2 separate regions of the Homo sapiens genome follow, and region 1 is linked to region 2. Evidence: read pairs that join two places in POLR2A ChIA-PET (ENCODE). Cell type or tissue: PC-9. All regions are shown on one strand.

Evidence for each region. ChIA-PET counts read pairs that join two places held together with the same protein. Peaks named below come from ENCODE experiments on the same cell type or tissue, not always from the same donor. Only the 100,000 strongest peaks of a DNase experiment are listed, where the experiment ranks them.
Region 1: POLR2A ChIA-PET joins it to region 2 with 10 read pairs; 2 of 35 experiments call an interaction of 5 or more read pairs at or near these places.

The regions. Positions count from the first base shown.
Region 1 is chr15:50,872,812-50,880,811 of GRCh38, forward strand. No RefSeq gene overlaps it. Among named protein-coding and RNA genes, the nearest start is that of AP4E1, 32 kb to the right of the region's middle. RefSeq lists an enhancer at 6,225-6,394. In PC-9, CTCF peaks have their summits at 4,289 and 4,492; a DNase peak (open chromatin) is centred at 4,360; H3K4me3 peaks cover 358 bases; H3K27ac peaks cover 1,555 bases.
Region 2 is chr15:50,520,444-50,528,443 of GRCh38, forward strand. The region is part of intron 6 of USP50 (ubiquitin specific peptidase 50); the gene reads right to left. Among named protein-coding and RNA genes, the nearest start is that of USP50, 22 kb to the right of the region's middle. In PC-9, no CTCF peak of the experiment used is centred here; no DNase peak of the experiment used is centred here.

The sequences.
Region 1 (8,000 bases), 350 kb after region 2:
AGGAAGCCCAAGTCACATTATTCTTCTTTATTAGGGTTGCTAACTCTTTATCTAAACCTTGAATAAACTCAGAATTGAGTAAGTTGTCACTTTTACCGTGCTCAAAGTTTTCAGGAGGTATTCCTGAAAACTCTTTGAATGTCTTTTCAAACCTGATATAAAAGTCAGGCATGATCTCGTTTGGGTGTATTTTACATTGTTGCACCTTTGCTCAATCTATCAATCTATAACCTTGGGGAATATCTGTGGTACAGTGTCACAGAGGTGATTGCAGAGCTCTCTGCATTTCTCTCTTCCAGTTGCATCTATTTTGTCAAAATCTTCTAAAGGCTGTTTCCAATCTGCTACTCTAAACCATTCTTCAGCTTTGTTTTTGGAGACCAGTAACTGAATCAGCTGATATAGGTCAGAGAACCCTGGGTCATAAATCTTAAGACTTAACTGGAATTCCTAAGCAAACCCAAAGGGATCTTCAATCGGATTGAGGAATCCAGATACCAGGGACTTAACTATGATTTGGTCCAGGGGGCATATATTATGTTAGAATCCCCTCTGCTTATGGGTTTTACTCTAAAAGGAGCAACTACTATATTATTTTCTGCAGCTATTTCTGGTCCCCCTGTGGTTTGAGGCAAGGGAGGAGGGAAAGGAGGAGGAAAAATGAAATTGTCTGGATAAGGAAGTTCAGAGAGTAGAGGGTCAGGAGGAGCAGAAGGGGAGTCAGTTTCTGGAGCCTTCCTGATTTCAGAAGTGACTTTTACTGGTTTTTTTAAATTCTGAAACAGTTTCAAAAATTTTTAAATTAACTTCCTGGAGGAAGGCAAGCTTATCTTTCCCTCTTTTTGATGATTCTAGATGCCAGCTAAAGTACGATTGCCATTCATTTTCTTTGATTTGGGAGCCTAATTTGTCTAATCTAGCATGCAGGAAAGCCAATTTAGGAATATCAAAGTTCCCTATTTTGGAAACCTTAAACCTAGGTCATCTTTAGTAAGATCTTTCCATTTACATAAATAATTGCAAGTAAAGGCACCACAATTATTAAACATAAACTCAGTTGGAGTGCCCACAGGGGGCCACTCTCCTTGCCTTTCCTCTTTTTTGGAGGATTTATTTCCTATCTTTTTTGTTTTTTTTTTTTTTTAGGGAACTGACCTGCGGACTAAGGTTTTTGTGTGGTGGATCGATATGTGCTGCCTGTCAGTAGCACTCCACAGTGTGTCACCACTGAGTTATTTCTACACTCTTACATGTCTCAATTTCTCTCTTCAGAGGTCTATCACCTCTGAGAGGGCTCAAGACGCTGGGTGATCAGCCCTTATGTGCATTTCCTGGATGAGCCTTTTTAAATTAATATTTGTTGGAGAGTTTCCTATAGGGCCGCTGCACATTACAGGGGATCAACCCCCCCCGCCCCCCGCCCTCCGCAGACACTCCCACGAGGCCCCCGGTCACCCAGAGGTGCCTTTCAGCTGGGAGGAGCAAAATGCCCTTTCACTTCAGAGCTGAGGAACTCAGTCTCTCACTTACTTATGAAAAACAACAGTTCAGTTCCTCACGCAAAGTGTGCACAGACAAGCCAATTGAGATTAATTTTGAGAGAAAAGGCAATGGAGAAAGATCCTTTTGAATGCACTTCTGAAACTAAAATTAAGATTTTAACCAACTTCCTAGGAGAAAAGACAGAGAGGAAAAAATCAGCTTAGAATAAATCAAGGACCATCAACCAAAACAGGAGGTTGGGGCTCAGGAGAACTTCCCAGTTCCACCGAAGGAGAAGCTCGAATTCGGTGAGGCTTCAATGGGCTCCTGCTGGTACCTTAGCTCCAGTTTTGGGCAACTCCTTCAGGGTCCTGAGTCTTCTCCGAGGCCCAATGTTGGGCACCAGATTATTGTCGGTGAAAAGAGTCAAACCCTGTAAAATATTTGAAGAGATTTATTCTGAGCCATATATAAGTTACCATGGCCTATAACACAGCCCTTAGGAGGTCCTGAGAACATATGACCCAGGTGGTCGGGGTACAGCTCGGTTTTATATATTTTAGGGAGGCATGAGACATCAATCAAATACATTTAAGAAATACATTGGTTTGGTTCCGAAAGGTGGGACACCTCAAAGCGGGGGTTTCCAGGCTATAAGTAAATTTAAACATTTTCTGGTTGACAATTGGTTGAGTTCACCTGAAGACCTGGGGTTAATGCAAAGGAATGTTCAAGTTAAGAAAAAGGATCATAGAGGCTGTGGCGTGGTGGCTTGCGCCTGTAATCCCAGCACTTTGGGAGGCTGAGGTGGGCGGATCACCTGAGGTCGGGAGTTTGCAACCAGCCTGACCAACATGGAGAAACCCCATCTCTACTAAAAATACAAAATTAGCCAGGTGTGGTGGCACATGCCTGTAATCCCAGCTACTCGGGAGGCTGAGGCAGGAGAATCGCTTGAACCCAGGAGGTGGAGGTTGCGGTCAGCTGAGATCGTGCCATTGCACTCCAGCCTGGGCAACAAGAGTGAAACTCTGTCTCAAAAAAAAAAAAAAAAAAGAAAAGAAAAAGGATCATAGAGACCAGGTTTTATTATGCAGAGTGCAGAGGAATCTCTCAGATAGCAGAGTTCAGAGAGAAAGCAGGTTGTAAAATGTTTCTTATCAGACCTAAAAGGGTGCCTGGCTCTTAGTTGATTATCTCCAGGATCTGGAAAGAAAAGGAAAACAAAAGGGAAATGTGGATTTTTCCCACAAGACACTTTGCAGGGCAATTTCAAGGTATGGCAAGGAAATATATTTTGGGGTTAAATATTTTTTCCTTGTCTCATAGTGTTATGCCAGAGTTAGAATGAAAAGTGTGTCACGATATATAGGGTCAAATAAAACCCATTTGATGAGAATTTATGGTTTGTAGTGCATGACTTCCTAGACTCCTTAGGTAGGAATTTGGGCAAAATAAAAAAATCAGAGCTCAGTCTTCAGTTTGATCAATAGTTCTTTTTATAATAAAATTGTAAAGATTATTTCTAAATGCTAGTTTTTATTTTTATAAAGAAACGTATGCTACTATGTACTTTGAAAAAAACACCTGGACTGGGTGCGGTGGCTCAATCCTGTAATCCCAGCACTTTGGAAGGCCGAGGCAGGTGGATCACAAGGTCAAGAGATCAAGACCATCCTGGTCAACATGGTAAAACCCTGTCTCTACTAAAAATACAAAAATTAGCTGGGCGTGGTGGTGTGTGCCTGTAGTCCCAGCTACTCGGGAGGCTGAGGCAGGAGAATCACTTGAACCTGGGTGGCAGAGGTTGCAGTGAGCCAAGATCGCATCACTGCACTCCAGCCTGGGCGACACCGTCTCAAAAAAATAAAAAATAAAAATAAAAAAGAAAAAAACATCTGGAGTCATATACACATAATGTTACAGCAATTATCAAGGAAAGAATACCTATTTGTATGGATTTTTATCTGATCTGATACAGAAGTTTCCAAATGTTCTTGAAACTTGTGAGGGTGTTTTCTTTCATAAAACCGTAAACTTGGTCTCCTTTAAAAATTCCACCTGGAGAGCTACTGATTAACTTGTAAACTTACTGTCCCTTGATACATTTTAAGTGTGTTTCAGTAATGGGATCATAAAAAATTTGCCCTTAGGCCGGGCGCGGTGGTTCACGCCTGTAATCCTAGCACTTTGGGAGGCTGAGGCGGGTGGATCACCTCACGTCAGGAGTTCGAGGCCAACCTGACTAACATGGTGAAAGCACTTCTCTACTAAAAATACAAAAATTAGCCCGGCATGGTGGTACACGCCTGTAATCCCAGCTACTCGGGAGGCTGAGACATGAGAATAGCTCGAAGCTGGGAAGCAGAGGTTGATCGCGCCATTGCACTCCAACCTGGGCGACAGAGCAAGACTTCGTCTCAAAACAAAACAAAACAAAACAAAACAAAACAAAAAAAAAAAGAAGGAAATTTGCCCTTGTGCCCCTTCTTATGAATTCTGATGGATGAGGGAGAACGAAGAGAGGAAAGAGTAAGATAAAAAAAAAAGCCACAAGATGGAGGATAAAAATATTACGGTTATTCTTTTAACTTATCCAGGAACAGAATGAGTAGCATTTTCAGTGTAATGCCCTCACGGTGTATTTCAGAATACTCAGCACCTCCTAACCATTTTACATCTAGAAAGCTCCCAAAAAAAGGCTAATTTGGTTTACTGCCACTTTGGGACGATTCTGGTTCTGGGTGGATTCTGGTTCTGGGACGGAGTTGTTTTCCTTGTCTGTCCCCTCTGGATGCAGTTACGTAGCCATCTAGTGACTGAGTTGGGAATTGCAGCTTCCTTTCGGATTGGGGAAATCTGCCAATTCACCCTGCCTCATCGCAGATGTGGAATGAAAGAAATTCGGTTGGCAAACCTCCTACTAACGGAGAATACCTTAGTGAACCACTTTGCAAGTCCGTCTCCTACATCCTTGTGCAGGCATCTCTTGTGCAGAGCCTTACATTCTTAGATTACCTCACAGGGATACCAAGAGCATAAGATGAAGTTACATAAACCAGAACACAAAAATGTATTTTTAAAAATTACTGTTGTTTTTGTTAGAAAACCCTTTGGAATAGGTCGTTAAAGAGCCTTGTTAAGTGCAAGTCTGTCACAAAATCAGAGATGTTAAAGAAGGCAAGAGGTAAAATGAAAGGAAATTCATGGGGTTGTTATACTTTCATTCATTTATTAACGATATCATTCACTGAGTTTCTACTTGGAGTAGGGTGCTGGGGAAACAAAGATGGATAACACATAAGGGGCACTCTGTCTAGAGGGGAGCCAGACTTGGAAGCAATTTTTAAAAAGTATATCAGAGCAGTGGTGACTGTGCAAAGCACCTGCTTATGCTAGACCTGGGGACACTGAATCCCATTTAGGCAACATGCTTTAAAAAGTACACAGAATCGGATGGGCGCAGTGGCTCACGCCTGTCATCCCAGCACTTTGAGAGGCTGAGGTGGGTGGATTACTCGAGGTCAGGAGTTTGAGACCAGCCTGGCCAACATGGTGAAACCCTATATGTACAAAAAATACAAAAATTAGCCAGGCATGGTGGCGCATGCCTTTAGTCCCAGCTACTTGGGAGGCTGAGGCAGAGGCAGGAGAATCGCTTGAACCTGGGAGGCAGAGGTTGCAGTGAGCCAAGGTCGCACCACTGCACTCCAGCCTGGGCAACAGAGTGAGACTCTGTCTCAAAAAAAAAAAAAAATACACAGAATCAAACAAAATGTGGTATATCCATATCATGGAATATTATTCAGTCTTACAAAGGGAGGAAATTCTCACATGTGCTACAACATAGAGGAAACTTGAGGACATTATGCTAAGTGAAAAATAAGCCAGCTGCAAAAGAGAAAATACTGTATGATTACATTCATATGAGGCACCTAGAATAGTCAAATTCATAGAGACAGAAAGTAAAATGTGGTTTCCAGGGGCTCAGTGGAGAGGCAAATGGAGAGTTATTGCTTAAAGTATAGAGTTTTGATTTGGGAAGATGAAAAAATTCTGGAGATGGATGGTGGTGATGGTAATAGAGCAATGTGAATATACTCAATACTACTGAACTGTACACTTGAAAATAGTTAAGATGGTAAACTTTATGTTATGTCTATTTTACCAGTTTTTAAAAAAGTACACAGAAAGCAATGAGAATGAATCAAGTATAGCTACACACAATATGACATGGATAACTCTTACAATGTTGAGCAAAAGAAGCCAGATACAAAATGGTGCATACTGTGTGATTCTATTGATATAATTCACATGTTAGAAGTCAGGATGGTGGTTACTTCTGGGGGAGGCAGAGATAAAAAAGTAGCATAAACTTCTAGGGTTCTGGTAATATTTCTGTTTCTTGACCAAGTAGTGTTCACGTGTAAAAGTTAATTGCACAGTATATTTATAATTCGTGCAGTTTTCTGTATGTATCTTAAGCTTCAGGTTTTTTTCTTTTCTTTTTTTTTTAAATGGGACAGAGACAAAGTGAAGGGGAATCACCAGGACAGTTAAGGGACTTTAAACATTTGTAGGAAGAAAAGTCGAACAATTTCAGGGTGGTCGAAGTAGTTTGTAGTCTTCAAATATCTGAAGGAGTGGCATGTGGAAGAGGAAGCAAACTTTGCTCACCATACCCAGAGGGGTGATGAGCCAGAGTTAGAGGAAGACAGAATTTAGCTCATTAAAAATGATGCTTCAATTATAGGGTAAGAATTGGATCTCTTAGGAAAATCACACAGCTTCAACTTTGGGACTAAAGGTAATTGGGTATGAATCCTGGCTCTGCCACTTACTTGGATGAATTATGTCACTCAATCGAGTTTCACTTTCTACATCTGTAAAATGCGACTGGTACTAACCACTTGCTGGGTTACTTTCAGGACTAGTGATAATGTATAGCACATACTTTGCCTAGGCCCTGGCCCATAGGAAGTGCTGAAGAAGTAGTAGAAGTTATTTTCAGAAGAAAATGACATAGAAGATGGATTACACCTCAGTGAGGTGTTATGTATTAAAGCATTGGTTCCTTTCAACCCCAAGAATCTATGTAACTTGCCCAAGGTCACACAGCTAATAAAGCCTTCGGTTCCTGATTGGTCCACTCCACTGGGCTGCCTTAGGTGAGAGGATTTCTAGCATCAAGCCGTTGCCCATCAGGGCTAATCAGATAATCATGTCTGTAACAGACCATGAGGGTTAGGATCTTATTCCTTTAAATTCTGACTGTACTCTACAATAGTTCAAAGGGGGAAATCTGGGATGCTGGTTCAAGTGGTAGCCGTGAACAGACAGGTTACGGCTTCAAAGCACCAGGTATTGGGGGTGTGTGTGTGTGTGTGTGTGTGTGTGTGTGTGTGTGGTGTGGTGAGAGAAATTGTTTTAAAAAAAATTTTTTTTTAATGGATTAAGGAAAAAATGTGAAGATAAGTTTAGCCAACTTCACCATTTTTCAGGGTCCAGCTCTTACTGACTGAATAAATAAATCATGAGGCAGAAACAAGAGATACTGCTTTGAAAACCAGTTTCTTCGGCCGGTCATGGTGGCTCATGCCTATAATCCCAGCACTTTGGGAGGCTGAGGCGGGTGGATTGCCTGAGGTCAGGAGTTCGAAACCAGCCTGGCCAGCATGGTGAAACCCTGTCTCTACTAAAAATACAAAAATTAGCCAGGCATGGTGGCAGGTGCCTGTAATCCCAGCTAATCGGGAAGCTGAGGCAGGAGAATCACTTGAACCTGGGAGGCGGAATTGCAGTGAGCTGAGATTGTGCCATTGCACTCCAGCCTGGGCAACAGAGCGAGACTTCATCTCAAAAAAAAAAAAAAAAAAAAAAAAAGAACAGTTTATTCATTTGTAGGCAAAAGCAATGGACTCAATCCACAAAGGTGAGAAAAACCTGAGTTAACACTTTGGCCTAAATTTTCCCAAAGCCTCTTTCTTAGCCTGACTCCAGGCTGCTTAACCCTTATATTTCCAAAGGAAATGACTTGCTGGGGCGGGGCGTCTCAATTTCTACTCTAGGCTTTCTTCCCAACCTCTGTTAAATATTTCTGCCTTGGATTTATTTATGCCCTGGACACAAGAGGAGTCTCTATGACAAGAGACTTGAGGAAACAAACACCTAAAACAGTGTCTCTTTGTCTTGGGCATTATACACTTAAGTCACACTGACCCTTTAAACTTCTACAGCTGCTCAAATGTTATGTCTTGGCCCATATAACTTTTATACTGGATGAAAAATAAATGATATGAATTTAGCTCACTATAGCTTTGGTCTTCGCCAAAGGAAAGAAATACCAGCAGCTTCTTTTTGCAAGTAGCAATTTATTTTAGTGCTTTCCTCTTCAGACTAAAGCCCTTGGTAGAAACCAAAATTACAGCCAAAGCCCACACAGAAACCTCAGATTTTAGTCATATGTCTTGCAAGGATGTTACATCATTTCTTAGTTTACCAAATGGAGACATTTCCTG
Region 2 (8,000 bases):
GGCACATGCCACAATACCCAGCTAATGTTTATTTTTTGTAGAGACGGGGTGTCACTATGTTGCTCAGGCTGGTCTCAAACTCCTGGGCTCAAGTGATCTGCCTGCCTTGGCCTCACAAAGTGCTGGGATTACAGGTGTGAGCCACTGCAACTGGCCGACTCTGTCTCTTCCCCGCCCCCGCCAAAAAAAAGGAATATTCTTCATTCCTAAAAAGAATGAAATCTCATCATCTGCAGTAACATGGATGGAACTGAAGGTCGTCATGTTAAGTGAAATAAGCCAGGCACAGAAAAACAAATGTTGCATGTTCTCACTCATATGTGAGGCCTAAAAAAAGTTCATCTCATGGAGGTAAAGAGATAGTTACCAGAGGCTGGGAACAACTTGGGGAGGATAAAGAGAGAGGCTGGTTAATAGATACAAACGTGGATAGAAGGAATAAGTTCTAGTGTTTGACAGCATAATAGAGTCACTATAGTTGACAATAACTGCATATTATTTGTATATTTCAAAATAGCTAGAAGATTGGAAATATTTCCAACTCAAAGAAATGATAAAGGTTTGAGGTGATGGAAACCTTAAATACCCCAATTTGGTTCTTTTGTTTGTTTGTTTTGAGATGGAGGTTTGCTCCGTTGCCCAGGCTGGAGTACAAAGGCGCCATCTCAGCTCACTGCAACCTCCACCTCCCTGGTGCAAGTGATACTCGTGCCTCAGCCTCCCGAGTAGCTGGGATTACAGGCGCCCGCCACCAAGCTTGGCAAATTTTTGTATTTTTAGTAGAGATGGGGTTTCACCACACTGGCCAGGCTAGTCTTGAACTCCTGACCTCAGGTGATCCACTAGCCTTGACCTCTCAAAGTGCTGAGATTACAGGTGTGAGCCACCATGCCCAGCCAAAATATCCCAATTTGATCAGTACATATTGTATACATGTATCAAAATACCACATGTACCTTGTATGTACAATTATTATGTATTAATTTTAAAAACAATTTCAGAAAAAGAAGATCTCAACAATCTAACATTACATCCCAAGGCACTAGAGAAAGAACAGACGAAGCCCAAAATTAGCAGAAGGAGGGAAATAACAAAGATCAAAGCAGAAATAAACAAGGACTAGAAAAACAACAACAACAAAATCAATGAAACTAAGAGTTGTTTTTTTAAAAGATAAACACAATTGACAAACTATTAGCTAGACTAAGAAAAAAAGACAACTCAAAATCAGAAATGAAGCCGAGTACAATGGCTCATGCCTGTAATCCCAGCACTTTGGGAGGCCAAGGCAGGTGGATCACTTGAGGTCAGGAGTTCAAGACCAGCCTGGCCAACACAGTGAAACCCCCATCTCTACTAAAAATAAAAACACTAGCTGGGCATAGTGGCACACACCTGTAGTTCTAGCTAGTTGGGAGGCTAAGGCAGGAGAATCACTTGAATCCAGGAGGCGGAGATTGCAGTGAGCCAAGATCGTACCACTGCACTCCAGCCTGGGCAATAGAACGAGACTCCATCTCAAAAAACAGCAGAAACAAAAGAGGACACATTACAATTCATAACACAAATATAAAGGATCCTAAGAAACTACTATAAACAATTATACATCAACAAATTGGATAGTCTAGAAGAAATGTATAAACTCCTAGGTACATACAACCTACTAAGACTGAATTATGGAGAAATAGGAAATCTGAAAAGGCAAGGCATGGTGGCTCATGCCTGTAATCCCAACAGTCTGGGAGGCCAAGTGGGTGGCTTGATTGAGCCCAGGAGTTTAAGACCAGCCTGGGCAATATAGTGAGACCCCATCTCTACAAAAGATACAAAAATTAGCCAGGCATGGTGGCATGTGCCTGTAGTCCCAGCTACTAGGGAAGCTGAGGTGGGAGGATCAGTTGAGCCCAGGAGAAGGTTGCAGAATAGATCAATTACAATGAAATTGAATTAGTAATAAAGTCTCCCATCAAAGAAAAGCTCAGGACCAGACTACTTCACAGCTGAATTCTACCCAACATTTAAAGAAGATCTAGTACCAATCCTTCTCAAACCCTTCCAATAAATTGAACCAGAGAGAATTTTATGAGGCCAGCAATACCCTGATACTAAAGCCAGACAAGGACAGTACAAGAAAAGAAAATTACAAGGCAAGAGCCCTGATGAACATAGATGCAAAAATCCTCAACAAAATAGTAGCAAATCAAGTTCAACATCATATTTTTTATTTTATTTTTTGAGATAGAGTCTCACTCTGTCACCCAGGCTGGAATACAATGGTGCAGACCTCCACCTCCTGGATTCAAGTGATTCTCCTGCCTCAGCCTCCTGAGTAGCTGGGACTACAGGTGTGTGCCACCACGCCAGGCTAATTATTTTGTATTTTTAGTAAAGACAAGTTTTCACCATGTTGTCCAGGCTGGTCTCGAACTCCTAACCTCAAGTGATCCACTTGCCTCGGCCTCCCAAAGTGCTGGGATTACAGGAATGAGCCACCACATCCAGCCACTCACCACTTCTTTTCAGCATAGTACTGGAATTCCTAGCCAGAGCAATTAGGCAAGAGAAAGAAATAAAAGGCACGCCAATAGGAAAAGAAAAAGTGAAATTCTCTGTTTGCTGAGGACACGATCTTATATAGAGAAACCCCTAAAAACTCCACCAAAAAACTGTTAGAACTGAAATGAATTCCATAAAGTTGCAGGATACAAAATCAACATATAAAAATCAGTAGCTTTTTTTTTTTTTTTTTTGGTGAGACAGGGTCTTGCTCTGTCACCCAGGCTGGAGTGCAGTGGCAAAATCACAGCTCACTGCAGCCTCAACCTCCTGGGCTCAAGCGATCCTCCCACATCAGCCTCTGGAGTAGCAGGTGTGCACCACTATACTTGGCTATTTTTTTTTTAATTTTATGTAGAGACAGGGTCTCCCTATGTTGTCCGGGCTGGTCTTGAACTCCCGGACTCAAGCAATCCTCCCACCTCTGCCTCCCAAAGCGCTGGGATTACAGGTATAAGCCACTGCATCCGGCTACAGTGGCATTTCTATACATTACTGACAAACTATCCAAAAAAGAAATTAAGAAAATAATCCCATTTGCAATAGCAAAAACAACAAAAACTACTTAGGTGTAAATTTAACCAAGGAGGTGAAAGATACTGAAGACTATACGTATTGAAGAAAGAAACTGAAGAAAATGCAAATAAATGGAAAGATATCCTGTGTTCTTGGATTTGAAAAATTAACATTGCTAAAATGTCCATACTACGTAAAACAATCTACAGATTCAATGCAATCCCTATCAAAATTCCAATGAAAATTTTACAGAAATAGAAAAAAATCCTTAAATTTATATGCAATGACAAAAGACCTCAAATTGCCAAAACAATCAGGCCAAAAGAACAAAGCTGGATGCATCGCACTCCCTGATTTCAAAATATGTTATTACATAAAGCTATTATAATCAAAACAGCATGTTCTGGCATAAAAACCGAACTGTAGACCAGTGGAACAGGATGGAATGCTCAGAAATAAACCCATGCATTTATGGTCAAATGATTTTCCACAAAGGTGCCAAGAACATACAATAGGGCAAGGACAGTAAATAAATGGTGTCAGGAAAACTGGATATTCACAGGCAGAAGAATGAAAGTGGATCCTTATATCATAAACAAAAACCGGCTCAAAATGGATTAAAGACTTCAATATAAGACCTGAAACTATAAAACAACTAAAAGTAAACATGGAGACGCTACACAGCGTTGGCCTAGACAATGATTATTTTGGATGTAACCCTAAAAGCACAGGCAATAAAAGCAAAAATAGACAAAGGGAATTGCATCAAATGTAAAAGCTTCTGCACAGCAAAGGAAACAATTAACAAAGGGAAGAGATAACACAAAGAATAGGTGAAAATATTTGCAAACCATACATCTGATAAGCAGTTAATATCTAAAATATATAAGAAACTCAACTCATTAGCAAGAAAACAAATAAGCTGATTTTAAAATGGGCAAAGAACCAGAACAGATATTTCTCAAGACATACAAATGTCCAGTGGGTTCATGACAAAAATGTTCAACATCATTAAGCATTAAGGAAATAGAAATTAAAACCACAATGAGCTATCACTTCACACCTGTTAGAATGGCTACTATCAAAAAGATGAAAGTTAACAAGTGTTGGCAAAGATGTGGACATAAAGGAATCCTGTACTTTGTTGGTGGGAATGTAAATTAGTACTGTCATTATGGAAAATGGTATAAAGATTTAAACAACTAAAACTAAGCCAGGTGTGGTAACACATGCCTGTAGTCTCAGATACTTGGGAGGCTGAAGTGGGAGGAACGCTTGAGCCTGGGAGTTCAAGGCTGCAGTGAGCTATGATTGTGCCACTGTACTCCAGCCTGGGTGACAGAGCAAAACCCAGTCTTTAAAAACAATAACATCAACAAAAAAAAAACCCTACCACCAGCAATCTGACTTGTGGATATACGTCCAAAGGAATGGAAATCAATACATTGAAGGGATATCTACATGCCCATGCTCATTGCAGTATTGTTCACAATAGTCAAGATATGGAATCAAACTAAGTGTCTGTCAGTGGATAAATGAATAAAGAAAACATGATATATTTGGAATACTATTCAGCCTTTAAAAAGGAAATTCTGCCATTTGCAACAGCATGGGTGGAACTGGAGGACATTATGCTAAGTGAAATAAGCCAGGCACAGAAAGACAAATACTGCACGATTTCACTTATATGTGGAATCTATTGAACTCACTGAAGTAGAGAGTAGAATGGTGGTTACCACAGGCTGGGGAGGGGAGTGAGGAATCAGGAGTTTTTGGTCAAAGGGTATAAAGTTTCAGTGAGGAAGTTTGAGATCTATTGCGTGGCAGAGTGGCTATCGTAAATAAAAGGTATTGTGTATTTCAAAATAGCTGAGCAAATTTCAAATGCCTCACCACAAAAAATAAGTGAGGTGAGGAATATGTTAGCTTGATTTAATCATTCCACATTTTGTGTGTGTGTGTGTGTATATATATGTATATATGTATGTGTGTGTATATATATGTATATATGTATATGTATATGTATATATGTATATATGTGTATATATGTATATATGTATATGTATATATGTATATGTATATATGTATATGTATATATGTATATATGTATATGTATATATGTATATGTGTATATGTATATGTATATATGTATATGTATATATGTATATTATATATGTATATGTATATATATGTATATATGTATATGTATATATGTATATGTATATAATCTCTCAAAACATCACATTGCACCCCATTAATGTATAAAATTTTGATTTATCAATTAAAAATAATATTAATGAGTTTAAAAGCTAATGTATTGATGGATTAATATCATTAAAGATAACATTGAAGAGAAAAAACAGCTATAGAAGAATAAGTTCAGTATGATACTACATTTAGAGAACATGCAAAACAGAAAATGCAAACATTTGTGGAAAAGAATACATGGGAATAATATACACCGAATTCGGGTAATGGTTACATCAGGAAACGGAAGGGAGCGGGATCATTAAAGACACACAGGGGGCTTTTCTTTTATACAGTATTATATTATTTTATTTTAGGCAGGGTTTCTCTCTGTTGCTTAGGCCGGAGCGCAGTGGCACTATCTCAGCTCGCTGCAGCCTCAACCTCCCAGGCTCAAGAGATCCCCCCACCTCAGCCCCTCGAGTAGCTGGGACCACAGGTATGCACCACCATGCTCTGCTAACTTCTGTATTTTTTTGTAGAGATGGGGATTCGCCATGTTGCCCAGGCTGGTCTCCAACTCTTGAGCTCAAGCAATCCTCCTGTCTCAGCCTCCCAAAGTGCTGGGACTACAGGCGTGAGCCACTGCTCCTGGCCTGTATTTTATTTCTTTACCTAGGTGGCAAATAGCATGAATACTTACTCCGTTCAGATTCCTGTGCCTGAAGTATTTCATTGTTTTAAAAAACACTCTTTCTAGAAACCAATGATTTGAGGAGGGTTGAAGGAGTTAGATATTGTTAGCATATGGTTGCCATTTCCAAATATTTGAAGGAACATGTATAAGAAAAAAAGGTATTCTGTTTGCTAATGCATATGTACAAGCATGTGTTAACTGTAAGCCACATACATATTGCTATCACTGCTTCAGAGGACAGATTTAGGACAAATGGGAAGACACTACAAGGAGGCAGGTAGATTTGGGCTCAATATAGACATGTTTAACAATCAGAGGCAGCACAATGTCAGAGACGAGAGCAAGACGGTTTGGAGCCAGCCTGCCTGGGTTCAGATCTTGGCTCTGCTCTTTGTAGGCAGTATGATTTGGGGCAAATTATTTAACCTCTCTGTGCCTGTTTCCTATTCTGTAAAATGGGAATAATACAGAGTGCCTACCTCGTAGGCTAGAATAAGGATTAAATGGTTGATTATTTGTAAAGTGCTTAGAACAGTGCCTGATACATAATAAACACTATGTAAGTGTTCGTAAAATAAATCTAACAAAGAATCTAGCAAATGAAGAGCCTGCCTTGTAAAGCAGTAAACTCTTCAAGGGCTCATGCAAAGGCTGGATAAATCTCTTTTAAGGATGGTGCAGGGATATCCTTCCCTTCTAGTCTACAGATGTATGCTTCTTAAACTTCATTATGCACAGAAACCACAGAGGGATCATATTAAAATGCAGATTCTAAGCCAATGAGCCTGAGGTGGGGCCTGAGATTCTTTTTTTTCTTTTTTCTGAGACGGAGTCTCGTTCTGTCATCCAGGCTGGAGTGCAGTGGCACGATCTCAGCTCACTGCAACCTCCGCCTCCCAGGTTCAAGTGATTCTCCTGCCTCAGCCTCCTGAGTAGCTGGGACTACAGGCACATGCCACCACGCCTGGCTAATTTTTTTTTGTATTTTTAGTAGAGATGGGGTTTCACCATGTTGGTCAGGATGGTCTCAATCTCCTGACCTCATGATCTGCCCACCTCAGCCTCCCAAAGTGCTGGGATTACAGGTGTAAGCCACCATGCCCGGCCTGAGATTCTTTATTTCTAACAAGTGGTGCCAATGCTACGGTTCTCCTGAGGACCACACCTTAAGTAGCAAAGCTCTAGATGGTTTTATTCCTACTGTCATGCATCATAATTTCAAAGATGCTTAGTTTTTTATTGTTGTTTTTTTTTTTTTGAGACCGAGTCTCACTCGCTCAGGCTAGAGTACAGTGGCCCAATATCGCTCACTGCAACTTCTGCCTCCTGGGTTCAAGCAATTCTCCTGCCTCAGCCTCCTGAGTAGCTGAGATTACAGGTGCATGCCACCACACCCAGCTAATTTTTTTGTATTTTTAGTAGAGACGGGGTTTCACCATGTTTGCCAGGCTGGTCTCAAACTCCTGACCTCAGGTGATCTGCCCGCCTCGGCCTCCCAATGTGCTGGGATTATAGATGTGAGCCACCATGCTCAACCTCACAGATGCTTAGTTCTTACCTCTGATGAATCTTCAATTTGCAGCAAATTCTAAACACAGTTCTCTTTCGAAACCAACTTTTGACCCCTTAATTAACCAATAATAGTTTGATTACTAAAAGAACTAAGTTTTTTTTTTTTTTTTTTTTTTAGAGATGGGGTTTTGCCATGTTGCCAGGGCTGCTAGCTTGAACTCCGGGACTCAAGTGATCCTCCTATCTCAGCCTCCCAAAGTGCTGGGATTACAGGCGTGAGCCACTGCACCCAGCCTAGGAGTAAGAATTTATAGGAGGTTTGGGGTGATGTTTTATATAAACATATATTTCCATACTGCACATAATTACTTTTTTTTTTTTAAGAGATGGAGTCTTGCCCTGTCATCCAAGCTGGAGTGCAGAGGAGCAATCATAGCTCACTATAGTCTCTAACTCCTGGCCCCAAGTGATCCTTCCACGTCAGCCTCCACAATTGCTGGAATTATTAATACAAGAGGGAGCCACTGAGCTC